Linked DNA regions of Homo sapiens: region 1 is linked to region 2. Evidence: chromatin loops called from intact Hi-C (ENCODE). Cell type or tissue: CD4-positive, alpha-beta T cell. All regions are shown on one strand. Links, peaks and the distances in the headings refer to the core of each region. The heading gives the core; the rest is flanking DNA.

Region 1 (15,936 bases), core at 5,020-13,019, 370 kb before region 2:
CATCATGTAGCACTAGAGTCTGTGTGTCACTACTCAGCACCAATCACCCGGAAATCACATTTTCTTCCTACCTGTGTTTCTGTCTGTTGATCCTAACTTCTTTAATTACACTAAACGTGTCTGTAACTTCTCCATCTGTAAAGACAAAAAGCTATACAAAGAAAGAAAATGTTCATCAGGTCTTTGTCAAGTTCTTTTTAAGAAACCAGAATTTGCCCTTGAAAAATCCACCTATTTCATTGCAGAGGCTCTGGTGCCTCTTCAAAGAGGCATGAAATCCCTAATGTTTCAGTCGCTGGCACCACATTCTCACATGATCTGTTCAGAACCCTGGGAATTTTTAGCACCTCCCCTCCTAGCTGCATCTCAGTTATTGTGGCACTCCATAAAAGGCCTTCCAGTGTCCATCGCATGGAGTTAAGGAAGAAGACAAATGCATCATCTTTTTTTTTTCTGTTTACTATATGATAGAAGACTGTGAATTGCAAACTATATTTCAACATACTGCATGAAGCTCAGGGGCATAGATTCTTAGAGATTTCACACTTCCTGTCTCTTCTGTTAGCTCTGTTCCACTTCTTACCTGTAGGGGGTGGCCTGGGATGGAGGGTCCCCTGTAAATGTTCTGGAGTGGTGCCAAGATTTCAGTGCCCCCTAGGTCGGCCTGCATAAGCTTCACTCTCCCCAGAGCCTCCTCCATTGTTTGCTGAGTGTACTTCACACTCTCCCTGAGAAAAACAAACACACCCAGTTACATGAGGGTTACTTAACCTTGCCCAGTATAGAGTCCCTGAATTGAGAAACCCCCATTAAAAGAGAGTCTTATCCGAAACCCCCAATGCCAAAGTCAACTCCGCAGTAACCCCTTTAACAATTTAGTCCCTTTCTTTAAAGTCTCGTTTTGTACTCCCTATTGTCTTTCCAGAAACTTACGGAAAGCATGCCTCATAGGAAGAGCCAAATCCATAGATGTTGAAATAACAGCCTATAGGTAAACTCTTCAGCAGCAAAATCAGTGTTTCCTGAAGGTAAGAGAGTATGAAGAGACAGAGTGAGAGAGGCTCGCCAAAACACATGGGCCCTGTCAATCGACTCTTGAGGATGTGGGCCATCCCCCACCTTGTGCCTTCTTACATTCCAAGGCTAGCCTCAGGGTGGTCGTGCTGCTCTCTCAGGCTCCAGATAGACCCTTATTTAACCCCTCAGATTCATCCTCACTTGAGCATGTGACCCAGAAGAGGAAAGAAACTAGCTTTACCTTGGCTGCCTGTATTCGCAGCTGAGATGTATCCTGGCTACTCATGGGGCTCTGCATACTTCCCGAGCGGTCCATGAGAAAGATAAACTCTCCACAGGTATTTGATGGTTGATCTTCTGGGATATTTGGATAGAAACTCACCATTGCAGATGGATCTCCCATCAAATGACCTGTTCAGAAAGGATAAAGCCACTGTAAGACAAAAAGGAACTCAAGAATCCTAGTACCTAAGAATCAATGGTAGTGAATTCAATTAAGAGCTAGGAAAACTCAAATCTAAAACACTGTGATGATTCATGTACCATAACTGCTTGCAATGGGGTCAAGGTGAGTTATAAATATATAAGACAGACAAAAACAGAACAGATATGAAAGAGAAGAAAGAGGATAGAAGTTAGTAGACACAAGCAATAGTTAAAACATTGTCACTGATTACTAGTTTCCTGGCAGCTAGGCAAATGAATGAAATACATTAGGTTAAAATGTTCCAGCATTTGCCAAAAGAATCAGACAAGTTTATCTGCAGAATCAAACCTTTTCTTCAAATCAAATAAATGGGAAATGTATCACATGGGCCTTAAGTCTTTAATTACAGCTTTGAAAAAAGTGATACTCACATGGACAATTTTTAGGTTGACAATTTACAAGTGTTGAGAGTATAAGTATTATACCCACCAAGGTAAGTCTGTCTGCTTTGGGTGTGAATAACTCGCTGATAGTCCCCAGAAGAAAGGGAAACACTGAGACACATGTTGGATTCTATTATCATCATCCAAACAATGGTGTGGGGGTGACCACAGGAGCCCAGTCTATCTGGCCATGTTGTCAAAGCCACAGCTGTGACTATTTTTAGAAGCAAGTGAGGGCTGATACAGGAATTGAAATGCTAGTATTGAGATAGAGATGCAATGAGAATGGCTAGGTTAACTCCAGCTTTACAGAAAATATAAGAGGCTATATAATTAAATTCCTTTATCCCATTTTTAAGAAGCAGTTCCAGGATCATAGATTTATATTCTCAGTAGTCCTGGGATTTGGTATGACAATAGAATCTGGCTCAGTTTAATTTCTTCTCCATAGGATATGCCAGACACCAAACTGGCTTCTAAATAAGATGGGTGTTGCCCATCAAATATATGATAGGACACTAGTTCAAAAAATAACATTTACACAATCCAGATGTCTGGATATACGATGGAGGAGGAGCTTTTGTGATGAGCAAGATTCCTTTCCATTCTCAGAGACAGCTGGTTTAAATGGAGCTGGTGCTATATTGAGGAGTCAGAAAGGGTGGCATGAGTATGATATGGGGTAACATATTTAACCTGTTTACAACAATGCCAGATGAATTGTAAGCGTTATATGTGGATTATCTACTATAATTTTAGCCTGGCTCAAATTATTTTCACCTCCATGAGTCTCAGCTTCTTTGTTTTCAAATGAGGCATTTCAAACTTTAGCTCCTCTGCTTGCTAGCCTCATGTCTTCCTCTGAAAAGTCAAGGTAGTAACACCTACGTCAAGATTATTTTAAGCCGGGGTATCCAATCTTTTGGCTTCCCAGGGTCATATAAGAAGAAGAATTGTCTTGGGCCACACATAAAATACATTAACACTAACAATAGCTGATGAGCTAAAAAAAAAATCACAAAATAATTTCATAATGTTTTAAGAAAGTTTACAAATTTGTGTTGGTCTGCATTCAAAGCTGTCCTGGGCCACATGCAGCCCACAGACCATGAGTTGAACAAGCTTGATTGTAAGAGTTAAGTAATATAATGTACTTAAGGAACTCAGTTTAGGGCTCAACTCAGATTAAACCCATAATAACCAATATTATAAAATTATTTGTAAATTTTATTTTTATACAATTTTTAAATTAAATTATAAATTTAATTTTAGAAAAACATGTTCTTAATATCGTAAGTACATCTGTTCTAAGTCTGTAAAACAAATAACATACTGTGTTTTTGTCATATATCTGTAGGTTTCATTTGGCAGAACTCTGAATGGTTTCAGTGAGACAAGCTGCCGCTTAAAGCTGTCATTCGCTTCCTTGTGTGGATGAGAACAGCAAGTCATCTTGACTAAATATACGACCTGGGAAGCAAGACTTGAGCAGTCCTGCTGGAAGGGATTCACAAGACTGTAAAGACTGTCCCTGATGTCCCCCCTTGGCCTTCAGACCTGGTCATGGGGACTAGATGAGAAAATCTGCATAGGGGCCAGGGGAACTTCTTAGAAAAACAGGGACTGAGATCTCAATCCTTACCTTTTGAGATCCAACATTATGGAACTTTCTCTGGTGAAAACAGTCCTTTGAAATAATCTTAACTGACACGTAGGTCACTGTTATGGGAATATTTCATGGACACCCAAGGAAATAGTCACCATAAGGAAAGGAAAAAGCAGATAACTAACGTACAAAGACAGAGCATGGAGCTTCGTGGAAGAGGAGATGGTTACAGCAAATCTGGTGGAAGCTGGGAGCCCCTTGAATGACCTTAGCATGGAGAGCTTGCCCTGAGGAAGAGTGGTTGAACAAGTGAGGGAAAACTAAAAAGTTCAATTTGTGAGCTCAAGTATGAAGCTACTTTGGAAGCAAACATTAACAATGAGAGAGTAGGGTACTCTGTAGAAAAACAACTACAGGGAATTTTCTTGACAACAGCTATAATTGTAAAAACAAGAGCCTAAGCCAAGCCGTCCCACTTTGAATATGATTGTCACCAAGGACATGTCCATTCCACCATGTGTAAATGCTTCAGAAGTGGCAATAGCACTCCAGTCCTGTGTCACCGAAACTCAGAAGCATGGCAGCCCAGGAAGGCCCCAAGAACACAGCAAACTGACATGGGTTACACCAATTTAAATTCCAAGAAAGAGTGCATGTACATTAAGGAAAATTTCAAAAGTAATAAACATTAAAAGAAACTAAGAAACTAAAGTTATTAAGAAGCTAAACTTAGTCTTAGAAATTAAGAAGCTAGGGCAAAACAAAAAAGTTTTGGAGATGAAGGGTGGTGATGGTTGTACAAGGTGAATGTCCTGAAGACCACAGAACTGTACACTTAAAAACAGTTAAAATGGTCAATTTTGTTACATATATTATATCTCGAAAAGAGAAAAAAACTTCAGTTGAGACTGCATGTAGCTGTGATGAATCAATCAATAGAAATTATGTATTAGATAAAAAAGAAATTAAGAACTTTCTTAATTAAGAATTAAACTTAGTCAATCTAATCACAATGACTACTTGCATTCTTCCTGTGTTTTAAAATGTTTTTCCTAAAGCACAGAGTATTTTATAGTGGTAATCTGTCTATAACTTACTTTTCTTTTACGTAACATTCTTTGGAGGTCATTTGTCCAATTACTTCAATCTGTCAATATACACTATTTTAGTAGCTGCATATTAACTCATGAAGTATACCTAGCATAGCAAATTTAGCCAATAAGAGACATTTTGATTGCTTACTAATACTCGATATTATTAAAATGGTGGGGGACATCTCAGTGCATATTTTTACTTATATATGGATTTACTTCCTTAGGCAAGATTTCTAAAAGTGAAATTACCAAAGTTAACATTGATTTAACACATATGGCCAAATTTATCCTCGAAAGGTTAGTTCACTTTTTAGCACACTCACAACCTTAAGAAAACCTTTTAAAGCATGAGGCATCAGATTTGGAAATCGTTGATAATTTGAAAGGTGAAAATGTCACATGATTATTTGGATGTCTGTCAAGACTGATCATTGCCACATGTTTATAAACTGGCCATGTTTTCTCTTGTAAATTATCTGTTCCTGGCTTTTGCCCAATTATCTACTGATCTACTTAAATTTGCCTACAAGACATATCACATGACAGTCATTAAACCTAACCATTTTTGCATGACATAGTGTAAACTATTTCAGTGTTTCACATGTATTAACCACCCCTGGAGGGAAGGAAAGAAAAGAGAGTAATTCGACAGTAATTCCAAGACAGGGAGTTGCCCCTTAGGGGATGACTACAAAGGAAGAAAGAAAATACCTGGCTTCATGTTAGGCATCCCCATCTCCAAAACCACGCTGGGGGTATGCACCTCATTGTAGTAAATCAGGAGTTCCACGTCCCGATCAAACTTGTGTCCAGCAGCCAGGGAAACCTGAGTGGAGGACAGGTAAAGGAGCCACATTAGAATCATAACTTCTTGCTTCTTGGGGCTGAGGTTAGGGCGCAGTCCTCCTCCATAAGACAGCATGACTAGGAACAGAGGTGAGGCTGGAGAGAAGGCTCTGGAGATTAAATGACGATATGCAAGGAGCATGTGGGACCCCCTCTGGGTTACCACTTGGGAAGAACTGGTTGGGGACCAAGTCAAGACTCAAGCAACAGAGGTACTGACAATAGCAGTATTCTCTCATTAACTACCTGAGCAGAAGTCTTGTCCTCTCCTAGGTACTCGGTAGGACTCAAGGGGCAGTTGGATTGGACCTTCTCAATGCCATGCTGGGAATCTATGGTGGCGACCATGCTGAGTGTGTAGGGCAGGTCCTCCACAGGGACTATAGGAGTCTTCACATTAAGGCAACTGTCCTTAGACGACCCTATAAAAGATGACCTTAGTTCTGTTTTCCTTGCCAACACTTTTTATGACACTCTCAACCTTAAGAAAATTTCCCCATTTATGTCACCCACCACTAGAATTCAAAGGGGAGAGGTACTCACCAGAGAACTGGTATCTAGGATTCAGGACAGCTGGGAGCACAAAGCGCAGAGCCCCATCTGCTTCCAGAGGCAGCTCCTGCACATACTTCAGGGTGACTGCCGCCTTCGACCCAGGTTGGAGGTTACCCACATTGCAAGAGAAGACATCCCTGGAGCTGCTGTCCCCCTCCAATAAGAAGGCCTGGTGGCCCTGGGAGATGGCTTTCTCATAGTTGGTGCGGGCCTGAGAAGCACAGGGCGAGGGATGGGAAAGAAAGGGAACATCCAAGGTGACATGGCTGAAAAAGAGACGAGCAGTGCAGAGCGACTGTGTGATTGGTCTTGTCTAATCACAGCTATACTCTGAATGCCTCTGATTGATTTCTTTCCCCAAATGATTTTAGAAAAATGGCAGTTAGAAAAGAGTGGAAGAAAGAGCTTTCAACATCAGCATGTTTTGTGAAGGTACATTTAGTAGAGATCATAAAGAGTATGCATTAAGGAAATAAGAAGGGAGGAGGTAATGTAATAAGAAGGGAGGAGGTAATCTCTACTACCTTCATCTTGTCTTGTAATTCTGCTACAATTTTCTTCCCATCCACCAAGGCCTCAAAGCTGTAAACAGCAGAGTCTTCATCCATGGGGAACACAAAGAAGGCCTCCAAAGGAACTTTCTCCTCATTCTCGTAGTTCAAAGTTGCAGACACACCAGCCACAAACTCGTAAATGTTCACGCTCACAGAGATACTCTTCAGCGGCACTGGAGATAGACCAGAGTTCAAGTTCATCAAGCTTCAATAGATTGCCTCCTTGTAGATCAAGCCTTGTGATAGGTGCCAAAGATTCAATGGCAAGTAAGAGTCACAAATTAGGCTTACCTGGCTCCCGGTGGAGGGTGAGTAGGCCACAGAAGTGCACCATGGTGATGCAAGATTTCTGCAGAAAAGACATATCACAAACAGAGGACATGTTGGAAGTTATCTGTTCAAACACCAGTACTTTATGTGCCTTTCTCTGGCATAAGAATACATTCAAAGGGTTAATGTTGGAGTTAGGAAGTTGGAACCTTTAAAAAAAAGGAGACAAAGATTTCAGTCATAAGGGTCCTTTTAAATGGCAGTCCCAGGTGGGGAAGGTGTAAGATTCACTGGTATCTACTAAACAGGAAATCTCTGAAACACCCTGAGGCTGGTTCAAATACCAATTCCACTTTCTCAAAAGTGTATTTAATTCACCACTCCTTGGGCATATGGAGTAGGTGTCACTAATCCCTCTGAGCCTCAGTATTTTCTTTCCAAAATGAGTAGTATAATATCCACACATCGTATGTGAATTAATACATGTGAAGTCCCTACAATAGCACATGGGCCATAGGAGGCATTTAATCAATGATGACAGACATCACTATTGTCCCTATTATTGTTGTTACTGTTAATCAATAAACCTCTGCCACCATTCACTTTGGATCATGGCATTCAGAGACGCGCTGCATGTGAGAAGCTGTGTGATTCAAGATGGACTCCTGCCACAGGCCATTTACCTTGTGGCTTTTCTTTTGGGACCCAAAATTAAAAGATACGAGTATATTTGTTTGTATCCATCCAAGATATTCTAATATATTTAAATATTATATAGGCACATAGCCTACATTTGCACCCCCACTAAACAGCACCAATAAATCAGGCTTTTCATTCCATATCTGTTTTTATTTTGAGAAATTGGATAAAAACTGAGTGTGGCAAAATGACTCACAATTCGACAGCAACGCAGAGGACAGTGGCAGGTGTGAGGAGAGGAGAGGATGCTCAGAAAAGGGCTTCTACGCAGACCTCTGACCTGGGCAAGTTCTCTGGTAGAACAGGCTGGGCTGGGGGAGGGAAGAATTTCTAATAACACATTAAGCAGAGAGCCTAAAGCAGGAGACTCACACAGGAGTAAAACAGCTGAAAGAGAAGCTCTCAGGCTGGGCAATACTCACCAAGGTGGCTAGAGTAAAAGAGAGAGAGACGCAAAGGGCACCCCTACAAGGAAATAGCCTTCGCTTCCTGATTCTAAGCTCAGAACAAATCCTCCGTTGAGGAAAACTTGCTATTCTGCACCCTTGCCCCCACTCTTCCCAGTACAAACAAAATTAGTTTGGGTCAGAATTAGTTCTGTCTCTCAGGATGGCACTTCAGAAAGGCAACTTGCAAGGCTTAGGTAGAGACTGGCCACCAAGCTGAAAGCCATGAATCTGAGGCAGCTGGGAGAATACAAGGCTTCCGGCCTAGCCAGGTAGCTGCTTCAGGAATGCAGAGTCCCAGCACCAGCCGCTCAGCAGCTAGGAGGGTGGGAGGGGAGCTGGGTGGCACCACCGGCCACACACACCCCTGCGGCCTGTGGCAGGGGTGAAGTGGAGAACTCGGAACCAGACAAGGAGGAGATTTGGGGTAAGAAGTGGGGCTTGGATAAAATCAGAGATTGATTTAACCTTTCCATTCAGTCCTAGATTTCCAATGTCCACGTATTTACAGAAGAGACTGCGTCGGTCTCTTACATTTCTATAGAGAAGGGCTTAGGGGCTGCAACTGATTGGAGTAGATGAGGCTTACAGCCTCATTTCCTCAGCTTACACTATCCTGAAACTGAGAAAACATCAATTGTCTATATCAAAGAAAGAAAGCGGGAAAAAAAGTAAAGTAAAAGAGAAGGAAAGTAGGAAGAAGGGCCTTGAGATTAGGAGATGGCTAAATCCCTCCTTCAACCTCCAAAAGATTCCCCTAAACTGCCAAACTTGCAGGAACCTTCCTGGGGATCATACATCAGGATGAAATCCTCCACCCATGGGGCGTGCAATTCAAGGAGCCCCTACAAATTTGGGGACTGGGGAAAGGGAGCTAGAATGTGGAGCTCTCAGTCTTCCAGAGCAGGGGTTGGATCCAGGCCCTGCACCGGTAGCTTGGTCCCCTACCTTCCTCTCCTGCAGCCCGGAGCGCTCTGAGTCACAGCGGAGTGAAAACAGCTGCAGTCATAATTTCCGGAAAGAACCGCCCCCTTCTAGGGACCGGTTATAAAGTAGCGACTACAAGACTAAGGGATCAACGGAAAATTATTGAACAAATAATCGAACTTTCGCTTGTTTGTATCAAAGGAAAAGTCTTCGACTTTGGAACGTTTGGTTTTTTTCTTTGCTCTTTGCTAAGGAACAATCAGAGAACAGGCAAAGAGGGCAAGGGAAAATGCTGCAACAGGAACAACAACAATGACATTAAAAACTGCATATTTTTGTAAAAGCTTAATTGCCAAAGGCTTACTGTGTCCTGGGCCCTGTTAATCAAAGCTTTATGGAGATTATATCATTGACACCTTATCTCTAATGTGAGTCATTTTCCCCCAAGTTGCCCCTCCCCTACAGCAGGGGGAAAGATAAGGAGATAGTGCAAGGCACACACATCTGCTCTAATGAGAGAAGCTCTAGCCAGGGAAGCCCAAGTCTTCCTGTCATGGGTCGCTTATGGGATCCTGAAACCAAATGTTTGGGTTAACGATGTAAGTAACTGAGAATGTCTATGCTCATTTACCTGGCTAAAGGACATTAGAAGCGATCAAGGTCCCCATGGCTTCTCTATTTCAAAACAACCTATTAAATCTGAGACTTAAAGTGTCATATTGCTGTCGAGAATCTATAGGATAAAGAATACATGATACATATGGAAAACACAGCTTGATTTTGGTCTCTGTGATGTATTTTTTGTGGATATACTTGTTATATACTGGTTATATACTTGTTTTTGTGAGATATTTGTTATATACAAATAACTCTCCCCAAGTTATTTGTTCTCTCATCTGAAACGGGGATAATGACAAACCTCCACTGATTGTTTTTGTGAGATCTAATGAATCTTAGTGGCTATAAAAGTTTTATATATATATATATATATATATATATACACACACACACACACACACACACACATTTATATACTTTATATATATACACCCACATACACATTTATATACATGGATGTGCATGCATAGATGTATATATGTGTATATATGTACACCCATGCATGTATATACAGTTACATGCATGTAATATATGCATATATAGTAAAGCATAATATAAGCACAAATTCTATTTTATCAGTACTAGGCCCTACAACCATGTTTTTTACATGTACTGAACTAATTATGAGAGGAAATTATCCTTTTCTCTGGAGAGAAATCATGTCTGGTATTGTTCCTTGTGACTGTGCCTTCTTTCCATTGGCCGAAACATCTGAGCAACAAAAGGGAGGAGCTGGAAACGTGGGCAGAGTTCATCATCTGATCCTGCTGGGCTTAGAGCTTAGCACTAAAAGTCTGCCACAGACCAGGCATGCAGCGTGGTTAGAGGGCACTGAATCAGGAAACACACAGAAGTTGCTGGTTGTTGAAAAAACAACTATGTGAAAATTCCCATAACCTAGCACAATATACACAATTAAACCGATATAGATGAGATATCTTCACTTAAAAGTCTGTCTTAGTGTTGCCAGGCATTCCTCAAGGTTGATTCTCACCTTCTTTTTTATACTAACAGGAACCCCAAGTTTCACAATGTCTATGACCATTCAGAATAAAAACATTGCCTAGCCTCCCTTAAAGCTGGTGTGGCCTTGTAACTAAGCTCTGGCCCATAGGGTACAAGAAATAAGTGCAACACCATGTCATGCCCTTTCAAAGAAAAGAGGATGGCTTCCCATTCACTTTACCCTCTTCCTGCTCATTGGTGTGAATGCAGGTAACTGAACCAGCTTGAACCATAAAGACTAGATCATAAAGCCTGGAGCATTTCCCCTAAAAATGGAGAAGCAACAAGACAGAAAGATCCTGAGCCCCTGAGACTCTCATAGAGCAAGCCACTGTATCATCACAGAATTTTACAGGATAAAGTAACAAATTTCTCCATGGTTTATAACAGCTCTTTGGGTCCTTATCTTACCCTAATACATTTGATTATGATTAATTAAAAAGTAGACTTTTAAGGAAACTATCTTCTTCAGAATATGAAAAGCACATTTGCTTATAATGGAAATAGAAATCTGCATATTATGAGAACAATATCCAATTTATTTTAGCGCCCACCACTGTAACACATGTGCCCTGAATTATGCCGGTGTGTGTTGATTATGTTGATCATAGTTTGCTACTTATTTTTCTTCAGTTCTTCTGAGAGCCATTTCCCTTCCTGAAATAAAAAGGCTGTTTGTCATAGAGTGCTTAGCATTGGTTCAGAACAGGCTTTCAATAAGTCGTTTCGGTCATTGTCTCATTTCTGTTATTCTCTTTCTTCAATGTTCTCTATCATCATGGAGTTTTAAGTGTCCAGTTCTGCTTGTTCTCTCTCCTCTGATGTTTCCATAGCAATTCACCTAAAACTTCCTGCCGTTTTTATCATACTTGAGCCCTTTATGTGCTCTTAAAATTGTAAACCTTTAAGAAAGTAAGTTTTTAAAAGTCATGAAGTTATTTGTTTAATGAATAAATACATACAAATCCCAGTGGTTGTATATACGCTTAGGTCTTGTGATTGCAATCCACTATAGATACTGGAGAATAGATTTCAAAAGCTCAAATAACAAATGCTCAGACGTGCACAAATCTTATAAGCATTTATTACATATTGGTGATAACAATTATAATTAATAGGTATAATTTTCATATGATCACCGATAACTTGGAAATTAAGTGTTTGAAGATATCACAGACAACCTGGGCTCAGCAGAAACTTATCATGAATGAATGGATAGATAGAGTGAATTTAAAAATATGCATAGTACTATATATTGAGTTCCTATTTGAAACCAGTGCTAAGTGTTTTACATAGTATGTCAAACTACATTAATTACAGACAGGAATAATGTCTGTGATCACAAATCACTTAGTAGTTTGTCAGAAATTTCTTGGATGAGAGTGACCATTGCTTAAAAGTAACAATTTTCATCGATTACAAGCAAATATGCTCCTGACAAACCCAAAGCCTAGACAAATGCCAAAGGGGATAGGCAGGATGCAGCTCAAGTGTCTAAAAATCTATGAGGGCTTGTAAAGAACATATATTGCTCATCCAGAGGTTCGGAAAATTGTAGAGAAAACAAGAAACCAGGTTCTAATTTATCAGGATCTACCTCGGTCTGTCACATAATTAAGTCTATGAGCTTTAGATTCAGTCTGGGGCTTGAGTCCTACCTCTAGTTCTTAATAGTTGTATAATTGTGAGAAAGCAATTTAACTACTCCGAGTCCATGTCATCATTTGTAGAATGAACTGATAATACCTAGTCTATATGTATGTTGTAATCATTAAATGAAATAAGTTTTAAGGCATATGTCACAAGTTGGCATTCTCTAAATGTTAGTTCCACTTTCCTTTTGTTGGGTTGGCCAGCGGAATTTTGAGAATCTGGAAAACTATATGCCACTTAGATTTCCACATAGAAAGGCTACTTTCATGAAAAGGATTCTGAGATTTCTTATACTTTTTCTAAATCTGGCAACATTATTTTAGTTTTGGTTTGGTAGTTTTTTCTGCTCACCATCTTTTGGTTTTAATTACTCATCGTTAAAACAAACAAAACAAAACCACCATTGTTTTTAAAAAACCCTCATCTTAAAATTGGGAAGGAAAAGAGGAAAAGAGCAAGTGGGGGGAAAAGCAAAAGGAAGGATTCTAACAATGAAATTAAAGAGGTGAGAAATCTTTGTTTATCCAATTTCAAGAAATATAAATCTCATGGGTACACAGTATGTCAGAAAGTTTACAAGCATTATCTAAACACTCAAAATCACCCTGTGAAATACTATCATAACTGCATTTTACACAACACAAAGTGAAGGCTCAAAGAGCACCAGGTACCTGCTCAAGGACATATAGCTAATGAGAAACAAACTTGTTCTTCGCACTCAGAACCTTCTGGCTCCAAAGTGAGTATTCTATTCATTATGTTATAATTTCTTCCACAGCCATAAGAGGTATAGGGATGGGTAGAAACTGGAAAAATGACAGATTTGGTAGGCCAAATCCCTGAAGTCTGCACAGAACAAAAGAGACTGATGAGATATCTACCCAAACCAGAAAAATAGGGTGGTCAGGAGGGATCCACAGCTCTTTGATTCCCAGTTCCTTTAAAGGGTATCGTGATTACTGCATCCTGTTTGCTAACTCCTAAACTCTTCCAATATCTGCCATTTAATTGATCCCTGTGCTCAGAGGGCTCCTGCTCCCTGTCTCAGAATAGATCATAGATGAGGCTCCAGGGGACTATGAGACCATTTAAAATTCCACAAAGGTAGGGGATATTTTCACTTTCGCTAACTCTGAGGAAGTCATCCTAGGCCATAGGGCAGCCATCAGATGTATAATATCTTCTGTATGGTTCTGAATGAAAAAGAAAAAGCCGTTTGGGGTCTGCAACTGGAGAACTCAAACCCAACTCCTTGGCACGCTGAGAAATGAGATGTTTGGGATGGAGAGCCCCATACTCTATAGAAGAAACAGAAGACAAAAGAAGGGTTAAAAACATTTGTGTTCCTTAATTGAGCTGGTCGTGATCCTTGTGACTATGTAAGTATTCAGAGCTTCTCCTCAACTTCCTTAATTTTTACTTGTTTTCCTCACTCCAAAGACCTGAGTAGCAAGAATTGTTAGAAGAAATCACCGTGAAGTGCTTCTTTCTCATTCTATATGGCAGCCAGAGTCTTTTCCTCCACTCACCTTCTCATACAGCATTTAGGAATGTATTTCTTGATTCCTTTCCTTTTGTTGTTACTAATGAATTCAGCATCCATCACATTCCAAGCCCCACAGAGTTGCTTAGAATTAAAATTTAGTTGGTTATATTCCTTGACATGGAGAAAATAAATAATCTTTAGCAGACAAATATATATATAACAGACATTCTTCTGGTTCTCTTCCTAATTCTCTGAAGGATATGTACATTTCTTCTTAAATGACTCCCTTTCCTTCTCCTTTTCCTAAAATGTAGTATTTCTCAATGTTTGGCCTCCAGTACTATTTTGTCTTGACTACACCAATCTCTCCTAGTGATATCATTCAGGCTTAAGACATTGACTATCATTTTCATTATTATTATATGTACTATGGGGAGTCCCATGCTAAAGAGTTTTCCAATCTTCTTTAGCATGGGACTCCCCATAGTAAATATAATAATAATGAATATTACATATTCATTATTTATATATATATTATATGGACTCCCCACAGTAAATATAATAATAATGAACTATTATATAACATCTTATTAGGTATCAAACTCTTTCATGAACATCACCATATTTAATCTTTACAGCGATTCTGTAAGATAAATATCTCAGTTAATAGTAACATGAGTGGGTGCTTAGTATAAACCAAGCACAATTATAAGAACATTCCACATATTCAAGAAGCACAATTATAGTGTAGATATCAAAATACAGGTGGGTGAAACACAAAGAACTGTCCTATTTTACCTGTATTGTCCCGCCTTAATTATTAATCGTGCTCCCCTTTGCTCTTAAAGTGTCCTAGTTTGAATGATAATTTTTAGCTGCCTAGTTAAGGTTTAGGCTACTGGTGCAAGGAATACTTTCTGCTTCTGTAATGATGGGAAGCCGAGGCTCAGAGAATATAAATTACTGGCCCATAGTCACACCACCAAGTAGCAGAACTTGAGCTTGAATCTTTAAACCTCTGATTTAAGTTCTTTTTAATATTCTATGATGTCTCTTTTCTAGACAAATGTTTGGATTTGAATAGAATCTTCTAGGAAAGCTATATTTATTTCTATTATGGTTGCAACCCTAAATTACTATTTAAATTATCATTCTCAGTTCCTCATTTCTTTGATGGCTGTGAACCTGTCTGGTTGTGGGTCTAGAAATGGTGAGGAACTTAAATATTTAAAATTTTAAAAAATAATATTTGAAGTTATAAGGACAGAAATTTCTTAAAGTCATGGTTAATAAAATCTCAACCTGAAATGGTATCGTTTTCATGAGCTATTTCTCATAGATCTCCTTTTCTTTGAATTTTTATCTTACAGAAAGTCATGTTTATATTGTACTGCTTTCGAGTCAACAGCTGAGTAACTCACATTTCACTTTGTCTATCACTGATACCATGTATTAGCATAATTCATTTTTGAACGATTGGGAGGGGTTCTTTCTTGTGGGGTGTGGAGGATGCAGGAGGCACTTAAGCCATGGTTTCCAATCTCCTCTATCACATATATTATTTTTGCACCTCAATATAATTCAGAGGAGACCTCCATCAGTGCTCAGGGGTATTTTCTAAACACTTCCCCAAACTGTGAGTTACTTAGCATTAGCTGTACTCATGCTGATATTAAGTCAATACATTACAAGAATATTTTTACCCTTGTCAGAGTAAAGGACTAAGTAAAAGTTGCTGGGCATCTGAAATATATCAGACACCCTATTAGATGCCTTATATTACATTATCCCATTCAGTCTGCCAAACAACCCTTAGAATGTAATACTATCCTTATTTTGGAGATAAGCAAATGGAAGTCATAGCAGAGTCACAGAATTAGTAAGCAAGAGCCTAGATGTAAAACAAAATCTGCCTGGCTTAAAATCTTGTCTTTCCTTATCAACATTGCCTTATTGGCTCCTCTCATCCAAGCAGAGAACAATAGAATTCTCTATCTTTTTCAAGGTTATATCAGGAATATCATCATATGTAATCCTTACACAATTCTGTGAGGTAAGTATTATCTCAGTTAATCAAAAACAAACATTAGTGGATACTCACTATATACCAAGCACAACTATAAGAACATCCCACATTTTGGCAATATTTTCCCATTGACTTGATCTTGATTTCCAACATCAAACTAGTTTTTCCATTTATCCCCTAGATTTTCTTAGTTTAAAAGTCACAAATTACACTCCACTTTTCTGTGCTGAGTTATTAAACGTCTTTTTCTAGGAATGCATTAAA
Region 2 (15,936 bases), core at 2,647-10,646:
ACAAATTCTTCTTGCAAGTCTAAATGACTCTAATTATAAAAATGTCATGTACAAATAGCTCTTCCAGAACGATTCACTTTCTATACTTGGTGTTCAGCCAGACTTGGATTGAATAACTAGGAGAGTGGAACTCCTATGCACACTTTCAGCTGAGCTCACTTCACTATTACTAATTATCCCTGCCATTTCTTCAACTTTTGGAAAATAACCTCTCTCTATCCTATTTTCCTAACAATTTTTGTAACAATAACCATTTTTCTAACAATTAGTTCTTTGCTCTGCATCAAATAGTTTTAAAGAAATAACCCAATGCCCTCCATATCTACTATTATTGCTTTAGTCCAAGTACCTGATCTACAGTAATAGCTTCCTAAGTTATCTCTCCTCATCCACTCATGGTCCCCTCCATTCTCCTCGGTGACCAGAAAGATCTTATAAAGGTGCATATCTAATCATGTTGCTTAATTAATAAAAAATCTCCAATGGCTTCCCATTAATTTTATTAATTTTATTTATTTATTTATTTATTTATTTATTTATTTATTTATTTTTTGGAGACAGCATCTCACTCTGTTGCCCAGGCTGGAGTGCAGTGGCACGATCTCGGCTCACTGCAACCTCTACCTCTGGGGTTCAAGTGATCCTCCCACCTCAGCCTCCTGAGTAGCTGGGATGACAGATGCATGCCACCACACCTAGCTAAGTGAGTGTGAGTGTGTGTGTGCATTTTTTTTGTAGAGACAGGGTTTTACCATGTTTCCTAGGCTGGTCTCGAACTCCTAAGCTCAAGGGTTCCACCCACCTCAACCTCCCAAAGAGCTGGGATTATAGGTGTGAGCCACCATACCTGACCAGCTTCTCATTAATTTCAGCAGTTAATTTGGCCTATAAGACCATTAGTCTATTAGGTCTGATCTCTGTCCACAATATCAGGCCTCACAAATTCCTCTATTGCTGTCAGACCGCAGCCACACCAGCCTCTTCTCAGTTTCTCCAGTACACCAAGGCTCCTTCCCATTTCAGAGCTGTGGTATACACTATTTCCCATTACTTCAAGTATTCTTTTTTACTCACCTCAGTAAAAGGAAAACAAAATCTTGGGACCCCAAACTCACTATGCCAAAGGGAAAAGCTATGCTTGGGAGCTAAATCACGCAAAAACTGCCTTCCTTTTTTTTTTGTTTCTAAACACATACTTTTTGTTTCTAAACACATGTGTTTCTGAAATTCCTTTTGTTTCTAGGCATATTTACTTTACTTCACATTTACTTTACCTCATAGAAAATGCAGATCTATGCATAATTGACTTTGTCCCCACTACTTTCTTTTCAGATGTAAAATGTGGATTGCTGAGCACTGGTCAGAGCTTCACAAGAATGGGACTTCTTGCTAGGTGCCTACCCTCCCCTTTTTCTTCTTTCCTCCTTCCTCTCCTGCCTGCTCTTTCTGCTTTAAATATTGAAGTCCTCTTTGGAAAAAGCACAGGCCACAGATCCTACTGCAACTTGTGTCTACTTTTCCACGGTGCATCCTCAACCTTGGCAAAATAAACCTCTAAATCAATTGAGGTCTGTCTCAGACACTTTTTGGTTTATACCCCATCTCCCAACCTCACCCCCAGGCTCATCCTGCCCAGGCATTCCACAGACTCAGTTCAAATGTCACTATTCAAGAAAGCTTTCCCTAACTACCTCTCTAACAGCACCACCACCAGGATTAGGACCTCCAGTAACAAGTTCTTGTAGCACTCTGTATTTCTCTGGAGAACTTACAATAATTATAATTAATTTAATTAATCATAATTAAATAACCACAGTTAGTGAATTGCGTAAGTTATTTAAACTGTTTTCTTCTTCCCCAACTCCTTCATATCATACACACACACACCAGTTGAAAGTTAGATCGAGAACAGATATTACGTCTTTCTTATTCTCCATTCTGTTCCATATACCTACCACAGTGTCTTGTAAGAGCAGTCACTCAAAAAATCATTGACAAATGAAGGACCAGCTAACTGCGCTGACAGAATTCTGATCACATCACATATGGAATATATCTTTTGTATGTAAATATATCCTCTATTATGTAAATATCTCATACTCCATGTTTTCCAAGTAGAAATTGATTACCACTGATATTAGATTAGAATCCCCAATTTATATCATTCACAAAAATAAATTCCAAATCTAACCATAAAAAGGAAAAGCAAAAAGTAGTAGAAGAACATACAGGAGAAGCCTTTATGACTTTGGTGCAGAAAAGATATTCTTAAATAAAACACCTAATTTGAAGCGGGGGAAAGAGTGTATCAGATTTGAAACTTTAATACTACAAAGTTAGACAATAATCTAGAAAGTTAAGGAAAACATTAATTTAATATTAATATTTAAAAATATTCAATGAGATTTATAGAGAAAAACATCTTATACACAGCAGGCTTTCATGAACTTAGTCAAGACACATAAAATTAATATATCTCTTGCAATATATACGTAAAATCATTAGGATCTAGGATACATAAAGAACATCTAACAACCAATTTAAAAAAACAAAAAGTCCAATATAAAAATAAAACTCACAGGAAAACTACAAATTACCAACAAATGTATGAAAGAAAGTTCAGTCTCACCATTAACGATGGGAAGGCAAAGTAAAACAATTAGATATTATTTTTGCCCATTAAACTGGCTGAGATTTACAATTCCGGCAACATGAGGTAAGGGCATGGATACAGGGAAAAAATCTTGTATACTGTTGTTAAGGGTGTAAACAGGTGCATTCATTTGGGAGGAAAACTTGGCAGTATTCATTAAAAGTGTGCAACCTTTGACCCAGCAATACTCTTTCTCAGTATCCGTCTCAGAGTACCATTGCATGTACGCACAAAGAGGGTGATCATTATAGCATTGTTTGTAATCCCAACAATTATAAAAACTTATGTTTTCAACAGGCAAATTGCTATTCAGACTATGGAATGTTATGCAGAAAGCAGAAGGAATAAGGGAGATTTTTATTTACCGCTATCAACAGATCTCCAAGGCCCACTGCTAAGAGAAAACAAATGGAAGAATTCAACATGAACACACAGGTATACACACAAGTACACAGAAAATAATACTATGTACTTTCTGTGGATACATATGTACACAGCACATGAAAATAAAAATATCTGGAAGATAAATACATTAGGGTCATAAGAACAGCTAACTTCTGGAGAGAGAGGAGGAAGCCAGGGTTGGTAAAAATGTCATTAGCGGCCAGGCATGGTGGCTCATGCCTGTAATCCCAGCACTTGTGGGAGGCTGAGGCTGGTGGATCGGGAGGTCAAGAGATTGAGACCATCCTAGCCAACATGGTGAAACCCCATCTCTACTAAAAATACAAAAATTAGCTGGGCATGGTGGTGCATGCCTGTAGTCTCAGCTACTCGGGAGGCTGAGGCAGGAGAATCGCTTTAACCCGGGAGGTCGAGGTTGCAGTGAGCCGGGATGGTGCCACTGCACTCCAGCCTGGTGGCAGAGTGAGACTCCGTCCCAAAAAAAAAAAAAAAGTCATTAGCTTTATCCATTGACAAAATCTCTTTTCTTCGCCAAACTTGTCAGGCTTCTGAAACTTCTCCTAGGGCTATCGGCGTACTTCCTTGTAAAATCTACTGTTAGCAAAGAACTCTAAGTCCTTTGGCAGGAACGCCCCCATCCTTGATATCTGACCATCCTTAATACCTGGTCAGTGTCCTCATCCTCCATCACGCCCCAGGTGATGTCTGATCAACCTGGCCTGTCTTCAGCAAGAATCCTATTAGGTTGACTTAGCCAGAATCCGCCTTAAGCCTGATGTTTCCCCTTAGTAATTTTCAATCCATCGACGTCCCAAACTCCAAAAAAAGTTCCTTGACTATAAATTCCCACTTGCCCATTCTGTATTCAGAGTTCAGCCCAATCTCTCATCCCTACAGCAAGACTTCATTGCAGTGGTTTCTTTACCTTTCCTGGTCCTGAATAAGGTCTCCCTTACCATGCTCTAACAAGTATCACTGAATAATTTTTCCTTTAACACTGTAATGCATTAAATGTTTAGAAGAAGATGTTTATGTATTATTTATGCACTTAATACCAATATTTTAAAATATTCAATGAGATTTACAGAGAAAAATATTTGGTACACAGTAGGCTTTCATGAAATGTATATTTCTCTTTGTATTGGGTAATTTTATGTGTCAACTTGACTAGCTAAGGGATGCCCAGACAACAGAAAACATTATTAGTCGGTGTGTCTGTGAGGGTGTTTCTGGCCAATATGGTGAAACCCCCTCTCTACTAAAAATACACACACACAAAAAAAAAATAGCTGGGCATGGTGGCACATGCCTGTAATCCCAGCTATTCGGGAGGCTGAGGCAGGAGAATTGCTTGAACCCAGGAGGCAGACATTGCAGTAAGCCGAGATCGCTGGGCGACAGAGCAAGACTCTGTCCAAAAAAAAAAAAAAAAAAAAAAAAGAGAGAGAGATTAGCATTTGAATCAGTAGACTGAGTAAAGAAAATCACTCTCACCACTATGCGTAGGCACCATCCAATCCATTGAGGGCCCAAATAGTATAAAAAGGCAGAGGAAAAGTAAATTCACCTCTCTCTTCTTGAGCTGGGACATCATCTCCTCCTGCTCTCTGGCCTTCAGACACCAGCACCTCAATCCCTTTCCAGTTCTCAGGCCTTCAGCTTTAGACTGAATTATACCACCAACCTCCTTATTTCTCCAGCTTGCAGTAAGCAGATGGTGGGACTTCTCAACGTCCATAATTATGTAAGCCAACTCCTTATAATAAATCTCCTTTTATATGTTTATACATACCCCGTGTGAAAGGAAAGTGATTTGGGGCCCCCAAAATCACTAAAGGGAAAATTCATGCTGGGAACTGCTTAGGGCAAACCTGCCTCCCCTTCTATTCAAAGTCACCTCTCTGCTCACTGAGATAAATGCATATCTGATTGCCTCCTTCCGGAGAGGCTAATCAGCAACTCAATGCAACCATTTGTGTCTTATCTACCTATGACCTGGAAGCCCCCTCCCCGCTTTGAGTTGTCCTGCCTTCTGGGTTCACACCTATTAGTTCTGTTTCGCTAATACACTGCCACTCCACCAAAAGTAACTAATCCTTTGGTTCAAACCCAGTAAACAGATCCCAGCAATGTGTCCCATGAAAAGGAAGTGGCACATGGCACGTGGAGAGTGGTGACTTACAGGGTAAAAGGGACAGAGAGCAAAGGAAAATGTCAAGTATGGGCAGAAAGGTCACCGAACGGACAAAAATGAACAAATGAGATCAGGGAAGACAGCCTGAAAGTAAAGAAATACGAAGCAACACTCAAAGGAAAAGAAAGAACAGTGATACCATAACTATTTTCTTTCTGAGCTTCTGATGTTCCATTCAGTTCATGTGCAATGTATCATTTAGTCCTCAGAGTAACGGTATTATTATGCCCGTTTTATATGATGCACAATAGGGTTCAAAGATGGAGAGATTCGGCCGAGGCCCTGCTGCTGATGGTGACTGCAAGAGCCAGTATTCAAACCTAACGCTGCCCTTTTCTACCATGTTGCAGCGGACAATGCAAAGAAAAAAAAATCAAGAAAAACACGTAGAGGTATCCAAATGAAAACAAACACACAAAAGATCAAAAACAGAAAAGAAAAAAGAAAAGAAAAAGAAAACCCTTGCAGAAGGTATGCCTGTAAATGAAAGGCCCAAGATGTTAATTTATTCGCTGCAGAGTGGAGTTAGGGGTCGCGGACGGCAGCTGTGGGGTCCGAGGCTTCTTCGCACTGGGTCCTTGGGGAGCACTGAGCCGCAACCCGCGGAGGGCGCATAGAGAGGATCAAACCTCCCACAGCCTAGAAAGGCTCCTACTCGGCGAGAAGGCGGGGCGAGCGATCGCTTCCGGTTCCGGGCGCAAAGGCCCCACGTGTTCCGACCCGCTAGGCCCCGCGCGGCTCGGATCCGGCGGCGCTGTTTCGGTCGGGAGTGGGTGGGAGAGAAGCCGGGGCAGGGGAGGAGCCGCCGGAGCTGTCGGAGCCGTGAGTCCTGAGTGGGCTGGGCTGGGCCGGGCCGGGCTGGACCGGGCCGGACCAGATCGGGCAGAGCCGGGCAGGGCGGGGAGGAGGGGGAGGGACCGGAGACCCCGCCCCCCAGAGTCTGGGGAAATCGCCGTGTCCTGGGGAAGGGGTGGCGGCGGTGTACTGAGGGTGCCGAGACGTTGTGGTCTCTGTGTTTCCTGGTGGCCGGAGCCAGTATCTCCGGGGACACGGATGGCGCTCCCGGCTTCCTTTCCTTTCCAGCCACCGCCCTCCGCCCCCTCCTGGGGCCTGCAGAAATGTAGTTAGTCCGTACCTCGTACCTCCTAACGCTTCCGCGCCAACTGTCCCCCCGGAACCGAGGGAGGAGTGGTCTAGGCCCCTTTATTTTCCGCAGCTTTTTCTTACCCCTCCTCTCAGATTGCTTAAGATCATCTCCGCGGGCTCCTTGCCCCGGCTAGCCCCATCTCCTTACACCACCAAGCCCCCCTCAGCCCCCCAGCACACACCCAGATACACTCACCCGTGATCTTGTCACCTGTGATGATAGTAGTCCTTGGCGTCCATTTGGCCAGAGGCTTTTCAGCTGCCACTGTGACAGACCCTGAGGTCCCCTCAAGCCAGTAGCTGCTGTCTCCACTTGCAACTTTCCTCTCCTCCCACTCCTAACAGCCAGTTTTGGCACCTCTTCTCAGCACCTGCGTTACTTTTAGCAGGAGTATACCTACTTCTTGAGTGTCTTGATTAAAAATTTGTTTTTGTGCCATGGATAGGCTGTGTTCCTTCAGAAAGGTGTCAGTCTAATTTTTGTTTTTCTGAACAATGAATGTTCTCATCTTCTAGGCGCTTTGATAACCCTGTCTGCCTTGGAATCTGTACTGACCTCCCCAGAGGGAGACTCTTAGACCCAGCCTTTCTTGAACAACCTTGGTCCTGGGGAGCAGCGCTAGATCCCAGGCTCTCAATTAGAGGCTGGGCTTAGAACTGTTGCTTTTTCTCTATCCACGCTCTGCAGGTGACACCCAGGGCAGCTACACTCAGAAGCCACAAGGAATGCTAGTGGAGCCCCTCATCCCTCCCAGCTTCTCTTCCAAGCTGCCCCGTGGGGCTTGATCCAGGAAGCTACTTCAGAAAGGTTGTGGGATAGCCTTGGGAGGAGGTTTGTTGGTGGGAAGCGTGTGAACGCGGAGCAGTCTGGGATAACTTTCTGCTGTTACTATCTAGCATAAGAGGGTGGGCAGGGTTGGAGAGAGGACAGGAATTTTTCCTCCTAGGACCAAACGCCTGGGATTCATAATCTTTCACCCTTTCTCCTCCAGCTATACCCTTTTTGTACTCTGTGTATATACTATATTGCAGTAGACAATCATTCCAAGGGTACAACAAGGTTTACCACAATGTGAGGGACTCAGCCATTGCAAATTGTACAGATGAGGTAAGTTACAGGTTTACATTTTTTTTTCCCAGTAAATTTGGCACAGATTTAAAATGTGAAACAGTTCTATACCCCTTGTTTTTGCTGTTCTCTCACCAGCAAACCCTTTAGTTTGGCCAGCAATGGCTTTCTGCATGAACTTCAGATTTACTTCATTTGCTAGGTGGTGGTTCTCAAACTTACTATAAGCACCTGAAGGGCTAGTTAAACGCATATTGCTGGGGCCCACCCCTAGAGTTTCTGGTAATAGGTCTGTGCTGGGGCTTGAGAATTTGTACTTCTAACAAGGCTCAGGTACTGATGCTGCAGATCTGGGTTCTTCACTTTGAGAACAACTACCTTTTGGCCAAATGTGATATATGTATTGCAGTAGGTTGAGGTTCAGAATACCTTTGTTTGAGTACTTCTGTGTTGGAAACTAGTAATCTGATCTTTTATAGATAATCACTTAGGTCTGAATATTTTGTTCGCAAAATTAAGAAAGCGTACTTAAAACAACTGAATGCTATATGCCAAATTTGAGGTGAAATATTGATAAGTTCTTCCCCTTGATTTTCTTAATTCTCTTGATAGGGGCTTCACGTTTTGATCAAAATATTACACCTGTATTCTGGGCTTTTGCTGTGAATTCCTAGTATTGCTAAAATTCTGCAATTTCTTAACTACCTGTTAAGTTCCTCAAGGTCAGAGCTTCTGCTTTTTTTATCTTTCTTTGCCCAGCACCTTGAATAGTGTGGGACACGTAATTGACGCTCAGTAGATATTTGTGTATTGAACTCCATCCCTTGTCCTCCTCCCCTCTTGATGTTTTTCTCTACTGGCCTTATGCTACACAGTAAAGCAGGGCATGATTATGCCACTTGATTACCCCCAAGAGATTGGAATAAATGCTTATGCCAAATTCCTACAGCTATCCCTGTGAATGGTTTATTACCCAGGAGCCCTGACACTGGCTGATTTCTGAATTTTCAGTGCTTCTGTAATATATACTAGTTGGGGGAGGAGAAATAGAAAGCTTAAACTCAATGTGCGTTTATTGAATACCTTTTCTACTAAGGGCTCCACAAAGTGGTAGGCACTGGGAATATAAAAATGAATAAGGAGACCCTTGCTCTCGAGGGCAGGGCCCACAGTGGGGAGACAGACGTTAAGCCATGCCCACGACAAGAATGACTTCTGAGATTCCTTCTCTGGATCATGATTTAGTCTTCAGTGGAAACCTGGTACTCCTCAGATTCCTCTGGTTCAACAGGCGGGGATCCCATCCCTTATCATCTCCTCAAATGCTAAAGGACCCTTGAGCAAAGCCAGGAGGAAGTCATCTAGACGTGAAACAGGGAGTATCCACACAGGCTGTGTTAATGACAAAGCTAAAAACATAGTAAATGACTTTTGAATTTACTGCTGTTATGAATTATCTATAGCAACACCTCCGGTCAGCTCTGTTATATATGTTATTGCGTTATTTCCCATTAAATGATGGTTCCTCTGACTATCTGATTGGCATTGACTATGTTTGTTGTAGAGATTGCATACATCTAGTTTAACTCTGGCTGTCAAATGAGAGCAGTTACTCTTATCAGGATGGGTGTCAGGTTTGATGTCCCCTCCTTTTCCTGCTTCAGGTTAATTTGTCATGTTCTGTTTTAAACTGAGACATATAGCTTGACCTCCTTTATTTAGGCCATTAACTGCTCTGGGGTAGTTTTCCTGAAGGTTAAAAAGCCTAGCTTCATGATGGAGGTTAACCAACATGACCATGATGGCCAGGTGTATAAATCTGGCCTCTTAAAAATCTGTATTTGAGGCTGGGTGCAGTGGCTCACACCTGTAATCCTAACACTTTGGGAGGCCAAAGCTGGCAGATCACTTGAGCCCAGGTATTTGAGACCAGCCTGGGCAACATGGCAAGACCCCTTCTCTATAAAAAATTTAAACATTAGCTGGGCATGGTGGCATGTGCTGTAGTCCCAGATACTTAGGAGGCTGGGGTGGGAGGATGGCCTGAACCTGGGAGGCAGAGATTGCAGTGAGTTGTGATCTTGCCACTGCACTCCAGTCTTAGCAACAGAGTAAACCCTATCTCAAAACTTAAAAATCTGTGTTTGGCCCCTAGCCGTCCTCAGCTCTTGAGTAAATCTCAGCATCCTAGGCTGTTACATTATGGCCCAAATATTCAATAGAGATGCTGTATATCCTTGTTCCTCTCAAAACCCCTCCTCATCACCATCAAAAAGCTGGTTCAGTTCTCTACCTTTAGATAAAGAATCATCCCAAGACTCAACATGAGCTGCCGTGACTTGTCCAAGATGACACCTCTTTACAATGTAGAGCAGTGGACAGAACACAGGTCACCCTCCGCCGAAGGCAACTATCTACTGTCTAACATTGCCTCCTAGGCCTGCCATATATAACCATCAAAAACAGTTTAGAATAAAGTGAATTGTTACAATTTTTATTTTTCATTTTTGTGTTTACATTTACTCTCAATGACATGTTTATTCCCACCTAATATCTTGAGGCTAACCACAAAATCTGCAGCATTTCCAGACAGAAGATACTTGTGACTTCCCTGTACTATCCACTACATACTTGACCTCTTTCTCTTTCTTCCTGTCTTCCCTTTCTCTATACCTTATTGTCTTTCTTTGGAACCTCTTGTAACAAATTTTGAGCCATTTCTCCCCTCACTACTCAAATATCACTTTTATGAAGGGGCGGGGGGGAAACTTAGGTGGCAAAAATATTTTACAGAAACAGTTTTAAACATGTTTTGAAGCATACTGGTCACGTGTTAGAAGGCCAAAAGCCAGGGAATTCATTCCCTTTCATTCATTGTGCTGTCTAGGTTAAGTTTTCACAGGACTTCTTGGTACACTGAGTTTGCCTCAGATTGTCTCCTGCCAGTTACAGGGAGTGGAGAGGACTTTGATATATTGGTAATTAGAAGCATTGCTGATATGGTCTTCGGTGGGAGAACCTGTGTCTAAGGTTCCTTCTCATCTGTATTCCAACACTTTCATTTAATCCTACTTCATAAGTGCCTCCAAAGCAAGGATTTTTTTTTTGGTTTAGCATGGTTTCTTTGATATAACAATAGACCGACCAAGATTTTCCTTATGCCATCTGTTTTTTTGTAATTATGATGCAATAGAGAACTGTTTGCTTGTTTATCATTTAAATCTTGCCTTCTTCCCAAAACGATTTCAAATAGCTTGAAGGAAAATGAATAAAATATATTGAGCACCTACCCTATGCCAGACTCTATACTGAAGGGTTTCTATAGGTTATTTCATTTACTCCTTAAAACAACCACATGAGATAAGTAGTATTAGCCACATTTTTGAGGATAAGACTGAGGCTTAGGGAAATTGTGTTACAAGGCTAATAAGCGAGGTCAGGGATTCGAGGTCAGGGATTCAAACCCAGCGTGCCAAGGCCACTAACCATTATGTGGAAAGCTTAGGTAAGCGCTTGTATATAGGACAATCAAGAATAAAAGAATATGTCCATTAGAAGGATTGTACTGGGCTAATCTTTCGTTTTAAAGAACAGCAGCAGCATTGGAAAAGAGCGGTTAACAGTTTTTATTAGCCAATTTCTATTCTAGAACACTGAGAGGAGCTGTTGACAGGCCCTGGTTAGCCCCAGCAAGTAGTTGTATTAAAATTACCAAACTATAGGCCTGCATTAAGGTATAAAATAAGAATGGGGACTGGAAGGGATATAAATATCTGCTAAATATAATAATTTCAGTTCTAATCACTATTTTCTTCTGAAGATTATTTGCCAGTACATAGGCAGATCACTGTCTCTCCTTTAGGTTGATGGTATATGACTACAGACTTTGTCATTTAGGGTCCAGAAAGATCACCCTAGCTAGTAGCGTTTTAAGGTAGAGAACTAGATATTGTTTCATTGCCTGTGGTTTTCTGTTCTTGTAAGAGAATTGAGCTTGGGTCTTCACTGCCACGTGACACCTTCAGATAAGGGGCAGAGACAGCTGGCCTGAGGATTGTACAGAGGTCTTACCTTGATAGCTCCTCTCCAATCCTATGCATCCTAGGAACACTCAAGACACTAGGTTGTATCTTTGCAGATACTGTTTTAGTGTCTTCTGGAACCAAGTCTCTTACTTAATCCTGGCCTGGTTTCATATTCTCTCTATTGTATTCTCTCTATAGTTTTTGTCTTACTCTGGAACTCTTCCAAGGACAGACATTGAAGAAAGGTATTAGAATAGCAAAGGCAACAAATTGCAAGGTATACTTATGGCATAGCACATCCCATTAATTATAGAATAAAAACACAACATCTGTTTTCTGCCTCTAATATTAAATCTTGACATTTGCACAACACATTTTAGTTCATAAAGCTCTCATATCTCAGATAATCACTGAGTTAGGAGACTGGTTATCTGCAGAGGGCTTTATCCTTTACAAGGGCTCTTGGGTACGTTACTTCACGAAACCCTCAGGGAAGCTCCAGTTTCTTGGGGATCTGGGGCCGGGGCATATGTCTTTGGATACCCAGTTTGGTGCTGTGCACAGCACTGCTGTACCTCCTATTCATTTCCCATCTCTTACCCCACAAAGACTCCTTCCTTCATTCCTTCTATTGCTGATCTGTTTTCCTTCATCTTCCTAGGCTGCCAAAGTAAATGCAAAACAAGCACCAGAAATCTCAGCTTGTGATTTCTGAAGGGCATTTTTAAATGGCAAGTTTGGTGTGGCACTGTTACATGTTCTTTTTTCTTTGGAGAGCAAAGCCCTTTGAGAGAGCAGGAACTCTTCTGTCAATGCATACGTTGTAGGATCCATACTGTGGAATCTCTTGTACCTAGTGCTGCGTGAAAACAATGAGGATTCCAAGTCTACTTCACTGGACGTCGGTTCTCAAACTTTTAAGATACTAGAAGTCCTTTTATTAAGCCAAAAGACCCTATGTATTAATTCTGTCTTCCAGGGGTAGGAGTTGGGGTGGGGTTTGGAAAGCTTTGTCTGGATAAATAATTAGTATTGTAGTTCCATTTATTTGATGTCTGATTTTGCGCTTATTAAAATTGATTTAAATCCTCAATGGAAAATGATTTTTTTTTTTTCAAATGCCAAGTGTTGTGTGACTTGCATTTGGATTATTCCCGGTGCAACCTGAAGATTCCTTGTGATGAGTTGTGGTTCCATCATCTTGGGAACCACTAAGAGAATTCTGTTTTACTCACAATCCAAACAATAAATGTTTTTTTCCCTATGTATGCCTTTATCCAGCACACAGTTTGCTAGACTTATGGATGAATATGGGTTAATATAACATGGTATCTATCCTTCTGGAAACAGACTTTTAAAACCTTACTAAGCATTCTCTGCATTCATCAAATGTGAAGTGAGTGCCTGGTGTGTGCCAGGCATCGAGCTGGGCACAGCATATCCCTGCCCTCAGAGCTTTACAGTCCAGTGAGTTCAACAGAAGATGAACAGTTTTGATGACACAAAAAATAGACACATGTGCATGCTGTGATAGGGGGAGATACAAGTTCCTGTGGAAGCATCATCTGGGAGGACCAGGGAAGGCATCTTGGAAAAACTGAGCTCTGAAAGATGGATAGAGTTAACCACATGAAGAGTGGAGAAGGGTACTTCAGACAAGGTGAACAGCATCAGGAAAGCCCAGGGAGGGTATAGAAAAGAAAGAACAGTAATTCTTGCAGTGGCTTTCAATGGGAGTGGCAGTCATGGAAGGAAGGAGAGGTAGCAGGGACCAGCTTTTGAAGGTCTTTGTGTATCACATTTTAAGAAGTTTAAATTTTAACCTAAGGTCACTGGGAAGCCATTGGCAGATTTTGTATGTTAGGAAGTTCACCACTCACCTACTTGGAGTATTGCAGGTGGAGCTAATGTGGATGGGCCTCCTGCCCATTATTAAATCCTGTTCCTGTCAGGAACAGGACAGCCCATGCTGTCTCTCCCTGTGTGTCTGTCTCTCCCTGTGTGTCTGTCTCTCTCTCTCTCTCTGTCTCTCTCTCTCAAAAGCTAAAGGAAAGCGCATAGGTTCCAGAAGGAAAAAGAAATAACCACTAGAAAAATAAGTATAAGCTGACTTTACCATGGCGCAGTGAGATTCCAAACCAAAATAAGGTTTCTAGGGATTGAGCTTTTAATACTGGTACTCCAACAGGGAGATAGGACTTGGGAAGCTGACGCTGTGTGAAAGTTACAGAATTAAGCAGCCTGCAAACCTGGACCTTTGAAAATCGTCCTACTGACCCAGGAAAAGTGCAAGGAAGTGGGTTCTCCAGAACCTTGGGTAGGCCAAACATTACTTGAAGGCATCGATCTAAATAATACACAAAAGCATTATTCAGGAACACCCTGAGAAATTAACATAAAAACTGATTTGGCCAGGCATGGTGGCTCAGCCTCTGGTAACAGTGCTTTGGGAGGCCAAGGTTGGAAAATCACTTGAGGCCAGGAGATCCAGGCTGTAGTGAGCTATGATTGTACTACTGCACTCCAGCCTGGGCAACAGAGGGAGAGTCTTAAAAAAGCAAACTGTCCAAGATCATTGAAACCATTAGCACTTAGGAAGAAACAAATGAAATTACATTCAAGGGGCTCACATTTAAATCCAGGGCTCTCAGGACTCCCAAAGTAAAAAGATGGACATAAAATAAAAAAATTACAAGCCACTTGAGAAAAAAATAAATCACCATGAGGTAGAGATAGCAGAGGAAAAATTACACATGAAGATCTAGGAATTAGGGAGCTATCCAAGATAGACTGTGAAAGTATGTTGCAAGTGACTGAGGGTAATGAAAAAAATGTCATAAGAGCATGAATTAGAAGCGTTTTGAGAAAGAATGAAGATAATGTGATCATTGACTGTAAACTCATTTGATGGGCAACAATAGATGAGACACAGCTATTAAGAGTGGATCGATAACCTTGAATGTGGATGTGAGGCAACTGTAGTATAGCACAAAAAGGTTGAGAAATGATGGAGCCCTTAAGCTGCTTGTGGACACTGGTCTGGAGGGGGACAGGACCAAGAAAACCAGTCATGGAGGTTGAACTAAGTCATCTCTCCAATGTATCCGTGCCTGTTACGTGCCAGTGCCGTTTAGGAGCAGAGGATATTGTAATTTTTTTTAAAGTTCCTATGAATACCTTCTAGTGGGTCATAATGGCTCAACCGGGAAATGGCAGTAGAGATGAAGAGATGGATGGATTCGAAAGACATTTTTTGGAAGTTGGAATTAACAGGATATGGTGAATAATCAAGAGATAGTAAAAGCATAATGGAGGAAACAATGGTTCTTCCTGTTACCATAGGAAGAAGCTTTGGAGTAGAGTTTTATTCATTTTAAATGCATTTATTGTGCACTTTATTATAGGTATTGGAGATTGATGGAAAATAGTCTCTGACCTCAAAGAGTTTCACAGGAAAGATGAGCGATGGCTATGTAATATGACCAATACTGGGATAGAGAGGTGCCCAGGTCACTACGGGAGGACTTAGGTGATTTCTAACTATGTCTGAGAGTAGGGGAAATGGGATCAAAGAAAACATCTCAGAAGACATGAAGCTTGAGCTTATGTCTTGAAAAATTTAAAGTTTAACCTAACCAAGGATAAAGAATCAGAAGAAACAGCATATTCAAAAGCTAAAGAACACGGGACTCTTGTGTGCTTTGCATGTACACACGTGTGTGCGTGTGTGTCTGAAAGGATTGGAGAGGAGGGCGAAGAGAATAACAAGATGAACGTCAACCTAATGTAGAATGTTTGAAGTTTGTATTTCACTTAACAAGACAGCGGGGAGTGATGGAAGGATCTTAGATAGGAAAGGGACATGAGCACGTTTGCCAAGAGAGCTCGTTCTGATCATAGTGGGTACGTGAAGGTGACAAATCTGGAGGCAGATAGCTCACATTTGGAGGCAGTTGCAGTCATCCAGATGAGAAGTGAGAGGGACCTAAGCTGTAAATTGTGGGAATAAAGACAAGACCCGTTAAAAAGAAAGAGAACACACCATGTAGCGTGGAAAGGAGAAGGGTGGAGAGTAGCCTGTGCAGAAGGAACAACCTTCAAAAAGACATGGAAGACTGAAAAGACACCCTGTTGTAGGGAGATCAGCAATGCATTTTTTATAACCAGGTGATACAGGGAAAAGGTAGGATCTGAAGCTTGAAAAATAGATTGGGGGCTGATTGTAAAGAGCTTCGTGTCATTCCCAGGATTTTGGAACTGATTTTACTAACATGAAAAAGGTTTTGTTTTAAAATACTGAGTAATATAGTTGGAACTATAATTTAGAAAGATAATAGCTGGTGCCATCACTCTTCTAAGCAAAGATAGTAATACATTTAATGCTCATAGGCTTTAGTAATACATTTAATCCTTACAGTAAGCCTATTAGATAAAAACCATTATT

The links. Hi-C counts contacts between places; a loop is a spot of excess contacts. Peaks named below come from ENCODE experiments on the same cell type or tissue, not always from the same donor. Only the 100,000 strongest peaks of a DNase experiment are listed, where the experiment ranks them.
Region 1: a loop joins it to region 2, with 3 times the contacts of the local background. A loop is called at or near these places in 4 of 110 quality-filtered maps.

What each region holds. Positions count from the first base shown.
Region 1 is chr11:124,108,452-124,124,387 of GRCh38, reverse strand. VWA5A (von Willebrand factor A domain containing 5A) reads right to left here and starts at 8,938. Exons shown (of 19, transcript NM_001130142.2): 1 at 8,906-8,938; 2 at 7,708-7,822; 3 at 6,834-6,891; 4 at 6,513-6,715; 5 at 5,977-6,199; 6 at 5,680-5,855; 7 at 5,299-5,413; 8 at 1,259-1,428; 9 at 934-1,022; 10 at 584-728; 11 at 72-151. The coding sequence starts at 6,876. In CD4-positive, alpha-beta T cell, for the core only: no CTCF peak of the experiment used is centred there; a DNase peak (open chromatin) is centred at 8,957; H3K4me3 peaks cover 1,598 bases.
Region 2 is chr11:123,731,687-123,747,622 of GRCh38, reverse strand. It overlaps ZNF202 (zinc finger protein 202), which reads left to right and starts at 5,963. Exons shown (of 9, transcript NM_003455.4): 1 at 5,963-6,074; 2 at 7,087-7,206; 3 at 7,431-7,506. RefSeq lists enhancers at 4,781-5,378, 6,368-6,577 and silencers at 5,968-6,017, 6,058-6,187. In CD4-positive, alpha-beta T cell, for the core only: no CTCF peak of the experiment used is centred there; a DNase peak (open chromatin) is centred at 5,932; H3K4me3 peaks cover 2,180 bases; H3K27ac peaks cover 1,461 bases.